2 separate regions of the Mus musculus genome follow, and region 1 is linked to region 2. The links are chromatin loops, found by intact Hi-C in ENCODE. Cell type or tissue: gastrocnemius. All regions are shown on one strand. Links, peaks and the distances in the headings refer to the core of each region. The heading gives the core; the rest is flanking DNA. Region 1 holds the start of Gm16193 (predicted gene 16193). Region 2 holds the start of Pcm1 (pericentriolar material 1).

Region 1 (9,916 bases), core at 677-8,676, 180 kb after region 2:
TCTAATTCCTAGTTACTGTAGATAATTTCTATAAAGGTCTTTTTATGTAGTTGCATGTAAAGAGCTGACATTATAACCATAGCTATAACAGGGTTATCTTTTGTTTGAACCCCACATTCATTTAGCACTTTATCTTCCTGAGTGTCCCTGCTGATTGCCCACCTTATTAATAATTAAATGTTACCAAGTGACCTCAGTCACCTCCTCATGGTCTAGAGAAAATTCCCATACCCTTTGCTCAGGCAAGTATGCCTGCCTCCTAATCTCTACTCCATTTCTCTACTCTTCCCTTTGGACAAGGCCTGTCTTCTACCATGTGATCAAAATTCTAATTCAAATACTGAGAGCCATCCATGCCTCTCTCCATCTCTCCACTATATTCACTACCAAAGTTCAGGTTTAAAGTTCCCATCTGGCGTTTAGTGGCATCTCTTTCCCAGTTGTGAAATAACCACATCTCCAACATTGTTGCTCTTTTCTTTACCCTGCCATCTGCGGTCCCACTAAGAATGGACCCTCCAGAGCACCAGGCGCTGTGTCATGGGCCACAGTGACTTTCCTAGTTACACTTTTCTTTGCAAACTTTTGTCAGATGTTTCAGATACACAGGCCTGTGCTTTTGTGATCGCTTTTTTTTTTTTGCAAGTTACCTTCCTGGCTCAGCAAGTAAACACTTGTATAATACACACTCCCATGTGATTTCATAGCCCAGATATTTTTAAAAGAGTGGTCTGTGTTGTCCATTTTAGGTAACATTGTAGTAGATTCTCATTCTTTCTACCTTTCTTTCTTCTTCCCCCAATCTCGTTCTCTCCTGCCTCCCCTGATCTCTCTCTCTCTCTCTCTCTCTCATATAACTGAATCTCATTTATGCAAGCCATACATTTTATCAAATGTGAACTGTGATATGCTTTATGATGATGTTGAAAAGCCTCTCACAGCTTTGTTAAGTCCCTGTTCATGTCTGCTTGATAGTTCAGAGATGGGAAATCACTTTGGCTGGTAGATGTTTTGTGGCTCCGGGAATTGCTGTCATTCCTTTGAAGGTGCTTCTCTCTTGCAGTGTGGACTCACTTACCTTTCCCAGGCCTTTCCTTAGAGTAGGCTGAGTCAGCACTGGGAGACTGGCAATGCACCGTCAAAGGCCCTGGAGCTTTCTCTTGGAGAATAAAGTATTTCATAGAAGGGGAAGACAAAGGAGGGCCATTGGGGAGCTCATTCTTTGGCTTTCATTTCCAGCCCTAGGAAACATACCTCTTAGGAAATCATGACTTTCCACTAGTAAAATGGCTGTCTTCATAATAACCAGATACAAGCTATGAATGTAGGCATTGACTTAGTGTCCTTCTTGAGTGAAATAAAAGGGTGGATGATGAGCTACTGCTTGCAGATGGACTCACACAGCTACTGGAATCTACCTTGTCTGTCCAGTTTCTCCTTTCTTGGTTGCCGGATCCACTTTGTACTGGGAGTCGTGCGTTTGAATGTGGTCCCCATTGACTTCTGCATTTATGACTTTTCATTGTTAACTGTGCTCGCCATCTAGAGAAAATCCATACCAATAAATGTTTAAATGCTAATGATGAGGGAATGGAGATCTTCTCACCCACGCCTTTTCTAGTACACTCAATCTTGGCAGACCCCACGATACTCCCATTATACTGCAGTATGTTTTTCTGCAACTGTTTTATTATAAATTTAAACTTCCTGTGTGATATTTTTCTTCTTTCGCGCTCTTGAACTTGAACTAATATTGTGTAAACGGTTATAATTACAAAAGTGAATGTACATATGTATCGTAATAGCCATCAAAATTCCAATGTCCTATTTCACAGGCTAAGAATTAAATAGCCATAATTCATTTGGAACTTAAAAAAGACCACGAATAACCAAAGCAACCCAAAGGAGCCAAGGAACATGGCTGGAAGTGTCATGATCTTAACCTCAAATTATAAAGCGGAGCTAGAATGACAAAGACAGCTCAGTATGAGAATATGCCCTTAAACTAACGGAATAGGACCGAGGATCTGTAAATAAGCAGGGAGGGTGGAGCCTAATTTTTGTTGAAGGAATCACAAAAACACTGCAGTGGAAAAAAAGCCTTTTCAACAAATGATGTTGACAAATCTTAAGATGCCCATCTGCCGAAGAGTGACGTTAGGTCTGTACAAAAATCAACCCAAAGTAGATCAAAAGCTCTTAATTCATAATGTGAAGTTGTCAGAGAAAAGACATAGGGGTGAGCCACCCATTTCTGAACAGAGCGCGGTAACACAGGAACCAGGGCCAAGAATCAACAAATGGGATTTCTTGAGATTAAAACGTTTATGCACAGTGAAAGAAGCCATCGACTGTGGGTCAAACAGCTCACAGAATGGGAGGATATCTTTACCACCTACACTCTAGACAGGAGGCTTATCTCTAATGAACTGCAAAAATTAAACACCGGGGAAATAATACTGCTAATTTGACAGGATGAACACTTCTTAGAAGACACACAGAAGACTAATTATTTAAGTGTTCAATATCCCTAATCATCAGAAGAATATCAATTAAGACTACTCTGAGATACAGTCTTACTTCAGTCAGAATGGCTGGTGTGAAGAAACCTGTTAAGTGTTGGTGGGGATTTGGAGAAATTCCCACTTATTGTATGTGGGACCGCAAATCAATACATTATTTGGAAATCAGTTTGGAAGTTTGTAAAAATAATAATAGAACTGCCCTGTGTCCCAGCTATTCCACTCCTGGGCACATACTTGGAGAATTCCACACTCTACTAGAGAGACCATGTTTTATTACCGCGCTATTCACAACAGCGAGGAAGGAGAATCAACCTAGATATGTCTATCAACAGACAGATAAGGAAAGTGTGGTACTATATATTATTGAATATTATTCAGCTGTAAAGAAAAGTGAAATCTTGAAACTCCCAGAAAAATGGATGGAGTCACAAAATATACTGAGGTCACCCAAACTCAGAAAAGAATCACACGAACTTCCTCATATGCAAATCCCAGCCTACAGTGCATATGAAAATTGTGTGTGTGTGTGTGAAGCAGGAGGATTGCTTGAGCCCAGGAAGCTGGGCAACAGAGCAAGACTCTGCTTTTCAAAGTTAAGCTTTTGGTGAAATAGGTGGAAGGGAGAGGGTGGGTGGGTTGGGAGATCAAGAGTTCCCTTGGAACCTTCCTAAGGAATGCGGGCTAGGGCAGGTAAGGGGCTGGTGACCGAGTATGGGCGCGTGTGCTTCTGGGCAGGCTGTGCGTTAGTGAGCATGGTGTAGGTCTCTGGAGGCACACTTGAAAGATCTGGAAGTCTATGGTGTTTCCAGAGGCAGTACCAGGAAGCACACCTTTCCAAGGAATCCTGTATCTCCTAAGCTTGCTAGGTTTTGACTTCATTGTAGCTGTGACCCAGAAAATTTGATCCCCGGACCTTTGATTTTGGAGTTGACTCCATCTGGATGGTTTTTTTTTTTTTTTTTTTTTCCGACAGGGTAGCAGTTTGATAAATTTGTATTCTAAAGATCTGCTTTTCCATTCCACCTAAAGCCAGTGAAAAGGGTTGGCACGAGAAGTGAAAGCGGAATGGGTGTTTGAACATGTAACACTTGCTGTGCCTGTTAGTAAGGACTTGTATTTAATTAATAGACTTAAAGAGTCAAATTGCCTTGTAAAATGGGCGATTAAATGTCTTGGTATAGATGGAGAGAGAGAGTGTTTTAACAAAATGAGTCATTTACTCATGGCATGGGAAGGACACTGATTTCAGCAGACACCTGTTGCAGCTCCTTGCTTTGTAAAGTCCAAGGAACAGAGTTGGATTGGGAATGCCTCTGCTCTCGGAGTCTCCACCCAGATCAATCAAGCTCAGGAAGCCAGTAGGAGGTATGAGCAAAAGCCAGACCAGCAAGGGGGAAGCCTGACCTGGCAGGGGTGGCTTGAGAAGAAGCCAGAATTCTGAACAGCTTAGCTTAGATTTAATGGATTTTTTTTTTTCAAGGTACCGGGCCTTGAACCCAGGGCCTCGTGCATGCTAGGTAAGTGTTCTGTCATGTGCTGGGGACAAACCAGTGAACGTAACATTTTGCCACCGTCACCTTATTTGTCTGCCATTGGTAAAATGTGACAGCATCATTTTTGTCAAAGGTCTTTCCAACCCTTGATGCACTCTAGGGCAGTGATGCTACCAGCATAGCTCGCATAGGGCCACTCGGTGCCAGGATATCCGGAGATGATACAGGCATGGTCCCAGTGATTTGAAGATTGCCTAATGAAAGGGAAGCGAGAGGAAGCCAGAGCACCCACGTTGTTGAAACACAATGAGGAATTCAGTGTGAGTGGATCTGGTCTTCAGAAAGAGGATGGGGCGGAGCTTGTGGAATTGAGGTTCAGTCTCCACTAAGTCCTTGAGTAGAGCATAAAGCACATCAAATAGACTGCTCAAGAGGTGAGCGAGTTTGAAGAGTTCTGACCAAAACAATTGTTTGGCAAGTATGTATGCCTTTGTTTGTTTGTTTGTTTCCAGCAACGCAGTTTTAGAAATTTGAGTGAACAGCATTCCTCACATCAAGTTTGGCAAATCAACTGGAAAGATGAAACAGGAACGGGGTGGGGAAAAAAATGAGCATAGCGCCACCTGCTGTTCAGCTCCGAGCATTTTTTTTATTTAGTGAAAGCTTTCTCCCAACCGTGATTTTTTTGCTTTGAGTGCTTTTAAATTTTCGTCTATTTCTTTTTAAATATGGCCACCTCATGTGCTAACAGAGCAGTCTGCTTATTTTAGTGTTAAAGGGAAAGGTATCACATCTGATCGTTTCTGCTTTGATCACGGTTTTACCAAAGGCTTCTTTCTTAATGTTTTTTTTCTTTTCCCTCATCCTTCTTGCACATCAGAGATGTGTGAGTTAATTACTTGAGGCCACACTTCTCATAGCCTAATTGCTTCATCATTTCCTCTCTTCTGCTTCTGAATTATTCAAAAGAAGTAAGTGTGTGTGCGGCTTTTGTGTCTCTCTCATCTGAAGCATCATAGCGTTGAACATTAATTTTGCATTCTGACAACTCCATGGTCGGTAGAGAAGTTTGAATGTACCAGCTTAAAGTACAAGTTTTCACGATAGATAGAAACCTTTTTTTTTTTTTTTTTTAATCCCAAGGAAAGCCTCCGTGCTTGAAAACTGCACTCTCTTCTTGGGTGAATTTGCCTAGACCACTTCCTATATCCGAAGCATCCTTGATATGCAGGGCAGGAAGCACCCGGTCAGTGGCCAGCACCCACAGCGACCTGAGCGCCTACAGCAGTGACTGTAAGTCAGACTGATGTCACCTTTTGTGGGTGGTTGAGACAGTAGACATAGGCAAAGCCAATGGTCCACAAATAATTAATTTTGTCTCTGTATCTTAGTGGGAATTTTACATATTGTTTCTTTGTAATTACTCAGAATGTTTGACATGGAAACAAGTTTTTAGGAATAGATTTCTTTGAACGAACCTCCAGGGAACCCTGAAATGGTTACGTATTACTGGCAGGTGCTATATAAAGGAACTTAAAGTACATTATTCCAGCTGACATGTTTGCAGGGCTGTTTGGAAAAGAATAGTAGCTGGGGCTCTTCCAGCTTGAGATCCAGAAAACCATCACTGGTTTAGTTTGGTTTGGTTTTCGAAAGAGTGTCTTGTGGAAGTGCTTTGTAAACTTCTGCTTTAGATGCCAGCCACAGGGTGGTACAAATTATACAGCTTTAAGCTTAATCATAAATAAGTTAAACTCAGGGGAATACTCTGAAAGGTTTTGTGCATTCCATTTTCTTCATGCCGAGTGAGCAAAGAAGCTAAGCTCTTTTTTCCCCCCAAAAAGACTTCTCCCCCTTTATTCAAAAGATGCATTCAGAAGAGAGCTTTTTGTTTTGTTCCCCCCTTTCTTCTCAAATTTCCTCACGAAATAATCCATGAATGAGTTAAGACAAACAACTTTGGAGGGCCCACTGTGCCTAGGATCATAATAGGTACAGGGAGGGATATAGGTGACAGAGAAATAGCCTTATGAATAATAAAAAGCAGATTAGGAGAAAGAGACAGATTATATACATTTGTGAGGAAGAGTTGGAGATGTGAGCTCTTTGCTTTAACGACAAATGCATGTCATTTGTGTGGGGGGTGGGGTGGGGTGGTGTGGGGGGCCAGAGTCATCAAACTCTTTAGGTGTAGACCAGCAACAGAGCTACCATACACGTACACGCTCCGCTACTCCACTGCTTCCACCCCAATACCTTGGTCTTTACCTTGGACTTTTAGGAGACTTAACTGAGGCTCAGAGACTATTACCAGATCAAAGTCACACAGCAAGTATGTGACAGGATGGATTATAGACAATAGGCATTGAGTTAATGGCAAAGGACCCATTTCAGACAGGTCACTGAATGCAGAGGCTGGTCTCATAGGCACATAGTATTAGTATGTTAATTAAAATTAAAGAGGGTTATTATTTTTGTATGTATTCATTGTTTAAAATTTTAAAGGGGTGGGGGAAAACCCCAAAGGGTTTATGCTAACAGGTAATTAATTCTCTGTGAACCTGAAAATATGACTAGCATTTGTTATTATTGTGAATTCGTCTCCCATCTAGACTTCTTTGTCCTACTGTGCAAATTAAAAGAACAAAAACAAAAACAGAACAAAACAAAACAAACCACCCTGATAGAATCACCAGAAAACCCTGAAAGCCATAATGATGGAGTTTGTGACACTCGGAGCAGACACATTCCATAATATCACACCCTGGGTTTTCTATCGAACAGCCATGTTGAACTGGCCACTGCCCCAGTAGCCTGTCTGACCCTGCCAAGGAGGTTTCGAAATGCTTTTGTCCTTTCTTTTTGTCTGTTAACAAAAGGGTTTCCCCGTGTACCCGCAGAGCCTGTCTAGTGGCCATGCGTCCCCCTTACAGATTAAGCGTGCACGTCTGCCAGTCTTTCTTAGTCTGTCGTGCAGCTGGTTTAATCTGTTCCGTGTAGTGCCTGGCGGCTTACAGCTCTCCCCCTCCCCATTCTAATTGACTGGGAGCAAGCATGAGGGATGCATGAACATGGCTGCAGCTTTTCCTGCCTGAGCTTGCTTTGTTCCTTTTTAAATGACTATACCAGGAGGATTTCGCAGTTGTACAGAAACTGATATTTCTTCAACGATCTTTATCAATTCTACACTCACACCCCCGGCCGGCTCAGAAAGGCAGTATGATGCTACCTTACTGGCACTGCTTGTCGTGGGATCCTACAGCCTTTGTATAATTCCTTTGTTAGCCACGCTTACTAGGAAAAAAAGTAGGTCGACGGTTTCTCATCTGATTCTTTGCTTTGTAAGCATGCTTAAATTTTTATTAAATAAATTGATTTTTTAGGCCCGCTTGGTTATTAGCTTTGTTGTTGCTTGCAATTTATGTTGACTGTGGTGTTTCGTGATTGTATTTATATATATTTAAGATGTGAATGGATCTGTTGGGAACAAATTTTATTGTGTGTTTTCTGGGGTTGGGTGCTTAAACCAATTATAATTCAGCTTATCAATGTTCTTGGTATGATGTTATCCTATTACCAAAGACCATTTGATGATTTAATTTCTGATTAAAAGGCTGTTTGATGATTTAATTTCTGACTAAATACTAAGTTTTGAGTGTGTGACTGGCAGATGTAGAAAAATATTTCCTTAGGATTTAAATGAAAGGGTCAGATTTTTTTTTTGTTGTCTTCAGTTATAATTAATATACAATTCACATAATAGTGTTAAATGTGTATGCGTTTTTTTTTAAACTGCCTTAAGATATAAAAAAAATCATTTTGAACCAAAATCATCTTGCTGCTGTTATGGAGGGGTCACTTAATCTTTAGCTGGCATATCATGACTGACAGCTCCAACACTGGAGCCTCTGTGAGGGGCCACACTTGCCTCCTTTGCTTCCTTTTGCTTTGTGATGTTGTATTGTTAGTGGTGTCTGTTAAGAAATCCACTGCACAGTGCTGTTGGGAAATTGGCACCTGGTCCTTGGTACTTGGGGATCCTTAGAAACAATGTTTTCGAGTTATAAGTTGGTTGAAAGGAGGCGTATAAGGCAATTTTTCTTATATCTGAGGGTTTCTCAGGTTTTATTTTTTTTTTAATGAGTACATAGGAAAAATTAGTATGAAGATATCCGTGTAAAGATTGTGCAGTGGTTTTTCTATACCAAATGAGAGAGATCATTGTGCAATTTGGAAGCAGGTCTTGAGAAAGTAGTTTTGCCACATTAGCAGGACTATGGAGACCAGAGATTTCCTTCCCCTTTCCCTTTGGCCACAAAAGCATGTTTATTTTTGAGGACAGACAGATGGTGTGGGGCAATGGCAGAGATGCCAACCAAAGCTGTTTGCTTGCACTCCATCCGCAATAGGAGATCCAAAAGATTAATAAAGAAATGGGCCATCCTCTCCTGCACTTGGGTGGCAGCCTGGCTGACAGGAAGTGACAGGAAAGGGTACTACTCACCTGGGGCTTGTTCTGGTTTCTATTAATCCACGGCAAATCTTAAACCTGATGAACGGGAAGGGAGACCTGGACCACGGTCAGCATCCTTCCAGCCGTATGCACCTGACTCCTTTTCTTCACCGCAGTACCATGGTGCCGCCCTGTCTCTTGGAAGGAAAGCGCTTCGGTTTGCCCAACTAAGTGGGCAGAAAGGATGAGTCTTCCTGACACTCAGTTTTGTTTCTCTTGTGGCAAAAGTGGTTAGTGAGTATGGTCATATCTGTCAACACTGGGCAGTCGATAAGAACCAATTGACTCTTTTGGCTGCCTCCAGGTTCAGAGAAAAAGGGTATTTGATTAGTGATGTCTGTCACAGGTGAATAGAGAGAGGTGGGCAGCGGATAGTGCTGTCTCCATCTTCTGAGGCATGTTAGAGTGCATACCGTCTGAAGGGATTACTTCATGAGGAAATATTCAGATAACTCTTAGTCTTGCCTGTTCTCTTTTAGTATCTCTATGTGGGGCATATGAGACATTCTTGTGATTTTTTTTGCTTTTGAACTTTAGATGTCAGTGATTTGTCTTAAAGCCAGGTAGGCAGACGATCGGCGCAGAGCAGAGCGTTAAGCTGATGTACAAAGAGTTTCAGAAATCGGAGTTTTTATTTCTGTGCAGATACAGGGAGTTTAATAAAAACAAAAACTCATTTAACTAGATGCCAGAATGTATTAAGACATGCTAGCTCACAAGCCAACGTTGAGACCGAAGAGAGAAACTCTTTAGAGTGGGCAAATTCCTTCTTCTGCCTAGAATTTTCTGAAACGTTCAACGCATTCTCTCTCCACGTCCTGTCTTCTCCGCTTCTTATTCCACTTGCAACATTCCCTGGTCTGGGGATATGAAAATAGGGATTTTAGAAAAACCCATTGTAGCATAACCAAGAGACCATTGTAATAGGCAGCTCTGAGTGAGGCAACAGTTGGAAATCGACAGGATTCTGGGCCAACCACAATGCTAGGAGCTGAGTAGGAAGGAAGGAGAAACGCTTCGAGGGCCTCCTGCCTCATTGTAGTAGTCAGTTTTCTTCTTCTTCTTTTTTTATTAGATATTTTCTTTATTTACATTTCAAATGCTATCACAAAAGTTCCCTATACTCTCCCCCTGCCCTGCTCCCCTACCCACTCACTCCCACTTCTTGGCCCTGGCGTAGTCAGTCTTCAAGTTGGAACTTAGTGAAAAGCAGTGTGCCAGCCAAGAGGAATGTGCTTAGAAAACGGAGAGAATGCTTATGTGTTAGGTCATAAAAGTGTGTTCAGCTTATTACAGCTGGTAAAGTTGGGTGATCATACAATGGATAATCATGGAGTATGAATATTTAACACATATTTCATATAAATATGTAATTATGTCTAAGA
Region 2 (9,916 bases), core at 1,354-9,353:
GCATAGCCCAGTATAAAGTGTTCCCAACTTTAATACATATGAAACTAACACACTAAGGTGTCAAAAACAAATTTTCCCCATTTCAGAAATACCTTTCTGTTCCACGGTTCAAAGCAACTGTCTGCTTATTAAAATTTTAAAAACCCAGTAAATTCTTACACTTTATACTTAGAAAGAAAGCACTAAATTTATGACCTATCGTTTCAGATAATTAAAAATATGTAATTTATAAATAATTTTAAACTCAATTTACATTAACAAAGACGTTTAGATACCCCAAGTCTCTAAGATCCTTCCAAACGCTTTGGGTGTTAACACTCACTTTGGAATATAATGAAAATAGCCCGCAGCTGCCATCTAAAGACCCTTGAAGAAAATGTACTCTCCTGATTAAGTCATTAAATCCCTGTTACTCAAACTATTCAAGAACTTGTTACTCTCTTATTTTTTAAAAAAGCTTTAGGCATGAGAATTCTTTTTTTTTTTTTAACTACATTTACCGAGGTGTACCTTCAAGTGCGAAATTCGGTATTAACGACGCCAGCCAGTGGCCCTGACCAGGAAGGTGATAGGGAAAAGGCAGAAGCAGGTGCACAAAAAGCTCTTGAACACCGGCTCTAGTAACCAGAGAACACCGAAGGCGGGGTCTGGAAAGCGGTTATGGGGCGGGGGTAGGAGGCGGTAGGGGCACCCAGAAAGCCCGCTTCTTCTAAGCGCCAAAGCACGATCTGTCACCCGTAGTTCCCACACCAATCCTAATACCGCCATGAAAGAAAGGGGAGGAAAAAAACGTTTTGTGTTTTGTTTTGGGTTTGGACCAGGCTAGCGCGAGAGGAAAAGTTGGTTCACGCAGACGCCCCCACAGGGGGGCCGAACACCTAATCCTTAACAGCAGTCTCTGCAAAGCAAGCCAGGCTGCCAGAATCCCACTGGACATCTCGCTTCCCTCCCACCCACCCATCCCCAGTCTCCCCCTCGCCCCCCCACCACCCATTCTAGATGTAAAGAAACTGGATCTTCCCGAAGGGGTGAAGAAGGGGCAGTGGGAGGAGCGCGGAGAAGGATTATTAAATTAACATTTTCTTAGCGAAAAGAACCTACTAGCAGGAGTCAGGAACGCCTCCAGGGGCCTTCCTGCTCCAAGAATAAAAGGGACCGCAGAAAACTCCCGGGCCACAGACTCTCTGCACCCAGGAGGATCCGGGCCGCCCGGGACCCCTCCCAGGATGGAATTCGGCGGGTGGGCTGGGAGGGATGGCGGTCCCCGGGGCCTCGGGCCGCCAAGGCCAGTTTCTTTCGGAACTCATCACCCCGAACTACAAGGCAACCTTCCCCTCCACCCTGGAGGGGGGTGAAATCTCCAGCACCGGGCGAGCGGTCCTCACATGGGACGCCCCAAGATCGTGGAGGCGCCAGCCAGCGTCGTCCCAGACGCTCGCCAGAGCTAGCGTGTCAGTCGGCGCCGAGAGGAGCCGATGACAGCCTGGGGGTGGGGAAGGATCGCGCAGCCATGGGACCTCAGAGTTAAAACGGGCAGGCGTGGCCCCAGGCCGCTTCCAGCGCCGCGCCCGCCTCGAACCACCCTGTGCTCCGGCCCGCGGTGGCCCAGGGCCGCGTTACCTGGAAACGAAGCCGCCCCTCCTGCCAAGGGCCGAGTGGCGGTCGGCCGCCCCTCCAGGAGCCGCCGCCGGCAGCGGTTCTTCCTCCAAGACCGCGGAAGGGAGGCCCACAAATCCCCCTCGACTGCCCAAAGCCCCAATGGCCGCCTTCTCTACATTAGCTAACTAGGCGCCAACCGCCGCAGCCACCGCCATCTTAGGACCTCATTGTGGTGGGAGAAGAGTGGGGGGCGGGGGAACTGCAGAGGGGGGGGGGGGCGCAACGCTCCGCGAGACGAGCGCGGTCTCCTCGGCAACGGCTGCGCGGGGGCGAGAACTCGCCGGGGCTGGAGCCGCAGTGCGAACTCCGGGCGTGCGGTGACCTGAGTCACGTGACGCTCGGGCCTTCCGTGGAGTCACGTACCGCCCCTCTAGTCAGGAAAAGATTTGTGCAGACGAACAACCTGGGAACTACACATCCCAGAATGCCCACTCAACTGGGTAGCCAAAAGAAACGGAACTACAAATCCCAGTGTGCTGTGCGCCTGCCAGATGGCTCCGCTGTGTTTTTTAAGGCTTGAGGCCTGTGGGGTTTATAAGTGCTTTAGCTCACTGCAAGTCTCCGGGCGCTTTCTAATTTTCTGTGGAGGCATGAGCTTCCAGATGGAGACCGGAAGACTGGGAACCCTTGTAGTGCATTCCTACCCACTTTCCTATCACGAAGGATACTGATGAGCCTTTACAATCTAACCCCTAATTTTAGCAAGGATATTAAATCAGTATGTCATGTGTGCTTAGTCGGTGGAAGAATCATAAATAAGATTGTCAGTGGTCATTGCCACTTGGAACGCTGTCCCGCTACTTTGTTGGTAGAAAGAAGTAGTTGTAAACAGAGTTTAATCTTGTGAAATTTTCGCTGAACGGATAGTCTTTGAAATCCTGTTTAATTTATATTCTTGCTAACGGCTGTGTTAAGGTTAATAAATGGATAAATAGTGTCATAAAAACAGCACAAAACAAAACTTTTTTTTTTTAAGTTGCAAGGCTTTCAATATGCCAGGCTCCGAAGTTAAGACTACCTGTCGATTTTAGTTGCATGCATACACATTCTGTTTTTAGACAGCTTCTAAATGTCTAAAATAGGATTTTTTTAAATGTAAAATAATGTAATTGAGAAAGAATAGGTTTCTGTTTTTCCACAATAAATTGCTCCACACAATTACCAACAAATTGTTTACAAAACAAAATACTACAACTCTCTCAGAGCACCACGGTTCCTATCAACTAAACTCTTCCTGCCCAGGGCAATTTACTACTGTGTCCATAGCCTTCTGTATTCGTTTTTATCCTGTTTCTGAGGCAACGTCTCTTGTATCTCAGGCTGGCCTCAAATCTCTGACTTCAGATCCTTCTGCTTGTGGAATGCTGAAGTGTAGCATTCCACCTCAATGTAGCTTGTATACATAAAAACATACGATACCTTAAGGAAATGAATCAGTACACTGCTGGAAATCAAACCCAGGGTTTCATGCATGCTAGGCAAACATTCTGTCAACTGAGCTACACACCCAGCCGGGTAGTGGATATTGAACCTAGGGCTTTTCGACATGACATGCTAGGCAAGTACTCTACTACTGACCTATAATCTTTAGGCCTCTATTTTTCATTTGGATCTGAGTCTCACTAAGTTGCCTACACAGATCTCTCTCTCTCTCTCTCTCTCTCCCTCTCTCTCTCTCTCTCTCTCTCGTGTGTGTGTGTGTGTGTGTGTGACTAAGTTGCTTACACAGAACTCTCTGTGTCTCTCTGTCTGTGTGTGTGTGTGTGTGTGTGTGTGTGTGTGTGTGTGTGTGTCTCTGTGTGTGTGTGTGTGTGTGTGTGTGTTTTAAGAGGATATGATTCTCTTTCATTTTGGGAGAAGTGCAGGGTGAATCTTGGAGAACCTATGAAAAAGAGTTGAGGTATGTGAATATGATCAAAATACGTGACATGAAAATTGCAAAGAATAAAAATACTGCATATTTTTAAATAACTTTCCTCAAGCATCACTGGTCTTTTAGGGAAATATGGGGAGTGGGGGAAGCCTGAGATGCTGTAAAATTATCCTGACTTCCAAAAATGTAGCTTGTATATATAAAGACATACAATACCTTAGGAAATGAATCAGTTTGGTATTAATAATACCTGATTATGACAAAATAAATGATATGGGCAGAAAGCACTTTAGTAGTTGGGACAGGGGGAGTAGGGCTATATTATCTCAAAAATAATAGTAGCTCTAGGACTTCTATGGAAGATGAAATATGGTACAGCCATCTGTAAAAATGTGGGAAACAAAGAGGTTGGGTATTAAAATACATATGGGAACTGATTTTCAATATTTGGCATTTAGGAGACATATTGAACATATTTGTTGAAATACTCAGGAGTATGAATGGCAGGCTGATTGGAAGGAGATGGGTTATGCCAGGAATACATAGTACATTCCGAATTAGCACTGGCCAGCACAGAAACCAGGCTGGTGGAAGTAGAGATTCATGTGGGGTGAGGCACAGAGGAGGCTGAACAAGGTAAGACTGAGCAACAGGTTGGGTCCAAAGTATAGAAAGTCTTATTACCAATCTGAACAGATTGGACTTTGTTCTCCAGGGAATGTGTGAAAAACTTACGGGTTCTTGAGAAAGTCGGTTGGATGGTGTTTTGCTACCTCTTTTCTACCACCTCTTGTGGGTGGTGGGCTACAAGAACAGTTAAAGAATTTAAGAACCATCATTAAAAATAGGATTAAATTAAAGCTACACAAAGAGACTTTAGGAGAAGTATTGTTGTTTGGTTGGGTTTTTTGGCAGTTCTGGAGAGAAAACTAGTGCATTCCACATCCTAGGCCTGTGCAATGCGACGATGTGCAAGTCCCCAGCTCTTATTTTTCTTATTTTTTTTTTTTTACTTTATATTTTTTCTTTTTTTTATTACGTATTTTCCTCAATTACATTTCCAATGCTATCCCAAAAGTCCCCCACACACCCCCCCCACTCCCTTACCCACCCATTCCCATTTTTTGGCCCTGGGGTTCCCCTGTACTGGGGCATATAAAGTTTGCCTGACCAATGGGCCTCTCTTTCCAGCGATGGCCGACTAGGCCATCTTTTGATACATATGCAGCTAGAGTCAAGAGCTCTGGGGTACTGGTTAGTTCATAATATTGTTCCACCGATAGGGTTGCAGATCCCTTTAGCTCCTTGGATACTTTCTCTAGCTCCTCCATTGGGGGCCCTGTGATCCATCCAATAGCTGACTGTGAGCATCCACTTCTGTGTTTGCTAGGCTCCGGCCTAGTCTCACAAGAGACAGCTATATCATGGTCCTTGCAACAAAGGCTTGCTAGTGTATGAAATGGTGTCATCGTTTGGAGCTCTTATTTTTCTTTCCCTTTCCCATTCTTTCTTCTTTGTCAGGCTGGCCTCAAACTTACAATCGTCCTGTCCCTACCCTTTGTGTGTCAGGGGATTATGGGCATTGTCTTCTAGACTGAACATGAAATAGTTGAGAGTTTAACCTGGTGACCATGTTTAGCACAAACCAGGCAGAGGAGAAAAGGGAGTAATGGCAAGAAAAGGTGGTACCTAGTTTGGCGTTAGGGAGTAACTAAATGTATACAATTCAGTTTACTCGGGTTTCCATTAACATTAATCACAAGTTAGTCATCATGATGGGTAAAATACTACTTGTTAGGCTCCTGGCAGCAAGCATAACACAGTATTATTAATACTGCTAGGGATAGGTGCTTGCCCATGGGATGGGTCTCAAGTTGGGCCAGTTTTGGTTGGCCACTCCCTCAGTCTCTGCTCCCTCCCCCGTGCCTACATTACTTGTAGACAGGATAAATACTGGGTTCAAAGTTTTGTGGGTGGGTTGGAGTCTCTATCACTCCACTGGGGTTCCTGCCTGGCTACAGGAGGTAGCCTATTCAGGGTTCATATCCCCAATGTTGTGAGTCACAGCTAAGGTCACCTCCATCGATTCTTGGGCCGTTCCTTATCCCAGGTCTCTGTCTCTTCCTGGAAATTCCCCCCACCTCCTCACCCCAGTTGCAGATTTCCATTCGCTCTTATGACCATATGGCCATCTCTCCTGTTCCTCCCCACACCTGATTCTAAGTATCCCCTATTCCCTTCCCCCATTGTAGGAGGGTGGTGACCAGAAGGGGGCAGTAAGCAAGATGTAAAGTGAATAAGTAAAAAATAGAATTAAATTAAAAAAAAAAAAAAACTACTTGTTTCTGTTTCTTGATATGTAGTTGGGCACTGGTTATGTGGTACTTACAATATAACATTTTGTGTTTATATTGTTTGTATTTTAAAATATCTTTTGCATGTTTACTAATAACAGATTATATCTATAACTGAAAATTTGTACTTCTGTACATATTCTCAATTCCTTGTAAATTGCATTTATTTTGGTGCTCCTTAATTTATTTTTGGTTTTGTCTGAAAAGAAACAACAATTTTCTGCAATAGCAAGATTAACCTGCAGATGGTGATAGAATGTAAGGGAAATAGCTTCAGAATCCAATAGCCCATTACAATGGAAGCTTATTGTCATATTACTTGATTTTTTTTTTTTGGTACAGCACAAAAAAAATATATAAAATATATGTGGTAAGCTAAAATAATAAAATCCCTTAAGGATTCATTAAATAACCCAAATCATTGATTTGCTGTGTTTATGAACTCCCCATTCTTTACTACAAAATCACTTCTCTTTTCTTTTTCTTTTTTTTTTAACACTTTATTTATATGAGCACACTATAGCTGTTTTCCAGACACACCAGAAGAGGGCATCAGATCCCTTTACAGATGACTGAACTCAGGACCTTTGGAAGAACAGACAGTGCTCTTAACCACTGAGCCATCTCTCCAGCCCTCACTTCTCTTTTCAATCATAAATACTATCCTGAATTGGCTATTATCATTTTCACTGTTCATATATAATTTTGCATGTTCGTGAACAAATATTATTTTATTCTTTATTTTCAAATTTGATAAAAATTGGTATCACAGTGAATGTATTCTTTTCTGACTTGCTTTGTTCATTAGCCATTATCTTTCTGAGATATATCCATGTTGATATATGTGCATGCAAAGGCTCAGTAGAATGTAAAAGTAATTTTGAAATATACTTTGAAGCTATAGATAACTCATTTTAAATTAGCTTAGTGGATAACTTGATGAAAGAAGATATTGGTCATGCCAAGTAAGATGCTTACTGAAGACCTCTGAACTACTTCTTATGCTATTGTTCCTTTCATGCAATGTTACATCTCTGATTTAATCTAGCTCCAAGTTTCTTATTTATGGCACCATTGACATAGAGAGCTTAATGATTCTTGATATTTGTTCTTTTATTTATTTGTTTGTAACTTTGTGTATGCATGCAGATCAGAGAGCAACTTCTGGGTGTTTGTTTTCTCCTCCCACCATGTGGCTTCTACAGAAAGAATTCTGGTTTTCAGGCTGGGAAACAGGCATTTACACACTGAGCTATCTTGCTGGCCTGACTGGTGAGTGTGAGTGTGTGTGTGTGTGTGTATGTGTGTGTGTCTGTGTGTGTGTCTGTGTGTCTGAGTGAAATTATTTTTTGTTCTCCTGTTGGTTGTTGTCATCTCTGAGTTTCACTGCCTCAGTCTGCTAACCTAGGCCTAGTCCTGGAAGCTTCTAGCCTCCTTTCAATCTAACCTAGGCCTAGAATTGTTTTCAGCCTCTGAGACTGACTGCTGAGTAAACTCGCCCTCTCTACCTCTTCCAGAATTCTGGCTGGCTGGTCAACTCAGCTGTTCCTGGTCAAAATTCCTCTCCACACCAATGGATTCAAACTGGCTTCTTCTGAATTGCTCTGCTTGGCCTCAAACGAACTCTGGCAGTCTGTCCTAATCTTCTGACTCCTTCTGATTCTCTGGCTCGTTCTGTTTTCACCTGTGACTAACGTGTTCTTTCTCTGTAACCTGTCTCTCTAAAACCCTCCTGGTAAAACTGTCTCCTTCCTTTATTGCTCTCTGCACAGCCCCTCAAGTAGCTTCCCTTTCCACTCTCTCTCTCTCCTTGTGAGAGTTGAGTATATCTTATTCTGTCAAATCTTTTTTAGATTCATCACCTTCTCTGCCGCTCAATTAGACATCATGTTCCCTGTACAGACTAACTTTACCTTCACTGTTTGTATACTAGGGGCATGTCTATATTTCAGCCAGAGAGATTAAAGGTATGTGCTAAGGGCTGAGCCCCACAACTAGAACTTTTTTTTCCAATAAATAATACAACCTCAGGGTTCATAATGTAATCAAGTATCCTGCAACGTGTGTGTGTTGTTATTTTGTTTTAGGGGTAGGAGTGACTGCAGAATATTTAGCAGTGTTACTTGGTGTCTACTTACAAGATACCTAAAACGACTATATTCTCAGTGATGGAAACCAAAGGCTCTTCTGACTTTGAATACCAACTATCCCCCAGAGCAGGGAAAAGAAAATCACTCCTAGCTGAGAAGCACTGGTTAGTCTCTGCTCAGAGAAAAGCATATTAATTATGATTTTGTGTATCTCTTTTCCTGAAAAGAAAACGATGCTAACATATATAATTGAATCAATTATGTGATTATACCTGCTAATTCGATCTGATCCACATGTATAATTAATGTTTCAAAACCTCTGATACCCTTCTCTGGTTCCCTATCATATTACTATGGCGTCTCCCATTACTGCATGGTTAGGATTCTTCATCACCAACCCCCCCAAAAATCTAACTTCTGTTCTCAAAATGTAATATTAATGTTTACATTTGGGTTACTTGCCCACTTATTCATAACCAAGTTGTGTCCATTTCTCTCAAATACTCACTCCTTTCATAAATGTAATTCTTGGTGATTCTAATAATTCCAGCCATGCTGGCTTGCCCTCCACCTTTCTCCAGCTTGGTTTCTATGGAGTTGTAACTACCACACATTTCCTATGTCTTCCTTGGGGTTATAAGTTTTCACTTGTCCTTTTTATCCATTGCAATCCTGTGCAGACCTGCAGCAGTGTAATCATATGTGGAATGTGCATTTCTTAGGATCAAATTAAAGGGACACATGTCACAGTAAACAAAAGACTACACTGAAAGTATGTTCTTTCCTAATCTCTACCCATCCCTGCAGCATGAAGGTATGCGTGTTATAACTAAATGTAGATTTTTAATTAAATAGAAAAATCTCGCCTTCCGCTCGACTCATGACTCGAGCCCCGGGCTACCTTGCCAGCAGAGTCTTGCCCAACACCCGCAAGGGTCCACACAGGACTCCCCACGGGACCCTAAGACCTCTGGTGAGTGGATCACAGTGCCTGCCCCAATCCAATCACGCGGAACTCGAGACTGCGGTACATAGGGAAGCAGGCTACCCGGGCCTGATCTGGGGCACAAGTCCCTTCCGCTCGACTCGAGACTCGAGCCCCGGGCTACCTTGCCAGCAGAGTCTTGCCCAACACCCGCAAGGGTCCACACGGGACTCCCCACGGGACCCTAAGACCTCTGGTGAGTGGATCACAGTGCCTGCCCCAATCCAATCGCGCGGAACTTGAGACTGCGGTACATAGGGAAGCAGGCTACCCGGGCCTGATCTGGGGCACAAGTCCCTTCCGCTCGACTCGAGACTCGAGCCCCGGGCTACCTTGCCAGCAGAGTCTTGCCCAACACCCGCAAGGGCCCACACGGGACTCCCCACGGGACCCTAAGACCTCTGGTGAGTGGAACACAGCGCCTACCCCAATCCAATCGCGTGGAACTTGAGACTGCGGTACATAGGGAAGCAGGCTACCCGGGCTTGATCTGGGGCACAAACCCCTTACACTCCACTCGAGCCCCGGCTACCTTGCCAGCTGAGTCGCCTGACACCCGCAAGGGCCCACACAGGATTCCACACGTGATCCTAAGACCTCTAGTGAGTGGAACACAACTTCTGCCAGGAGTCTGGTTCGAACACCAGATATCTGGGTACCTGCCTTGCAAGAAGAGAGCTTGCCTGCAGAGAATACTCTGCCCACTGAAACTAAGGAGAGTGCTACCCTCCAGGTCTGCTCATAGAGGCTAACAGAGTCACCTGAAGAACAAGCTCTTAACAGTGACAACTAAAACAGCTAGCTTCAGAGATTACCAGATGACGAATGGCAAACGTAAGAATCCTACTAACAGAAATCAAGACCACTCACCATCATCAGAACGCAGCACTCCCACCCCACCTAGTCCTGGGCACCCCAACACAACCGAAAATCTAGACCCAGATTTAAAAACATT

The links. A loop is a pair of places that touch in the nucleus more often than their neighbours do. Peaks named below come from ENCODE experiments on the same cell type or tissue, not always from the same donor. Only the 100,000 strongest peaks of a DNase experiment are listed, where the experiment ranks them.
Region 1: a loop joins it to region 2, with 4 times the contacts of the local background. A loop is called at or near these places in 18 of 42 quality-filtered maps.

The regions. Positions count from the first base shown.
Region 1 is chr8:41,051,930-41,061,845 of GRCm38, reverse strand. All of the region lies in intron 3 of Mtus1 (mitochondrial tumor suppressor 1), which reads left to right. It overlaps Gm16193 (predicted gene 16193), which reads right to left and starts at 8,814. Exons shown (of 3, transcript NR_166600.1): 1 at 8,523-8,814; 2 at 1,419-1,542. In gastrocnemius, for the core only: a CTCF peak has its summit at 4,642 (motif pointing left); DNase peaks (open chromatin) are centred at 4,629, 6,994, 8,004, 8,485 and 1 more place; H3K4me3 peaks cover 684 bases; H3K27ac peaks cover 3,255 bases.
Region 2 is chr8:41,231,668-41,241,583 of GRCm38, reverse strand. It overlaps Pcm1 (pericentriolar material 1), which reads right to left and starts at 1,825. Exons shown (of 38, transcript NM_023662.3): 1 at 1,621-1,825. In gastrocnemius, for the core only: a CTCF peak has its summit at 6,117; a DNase peak (open chromatin) is centred at 1,978; H3K4me3 peaks cover 1,397 bases; H3K27ac peaks cover 1,934 bases.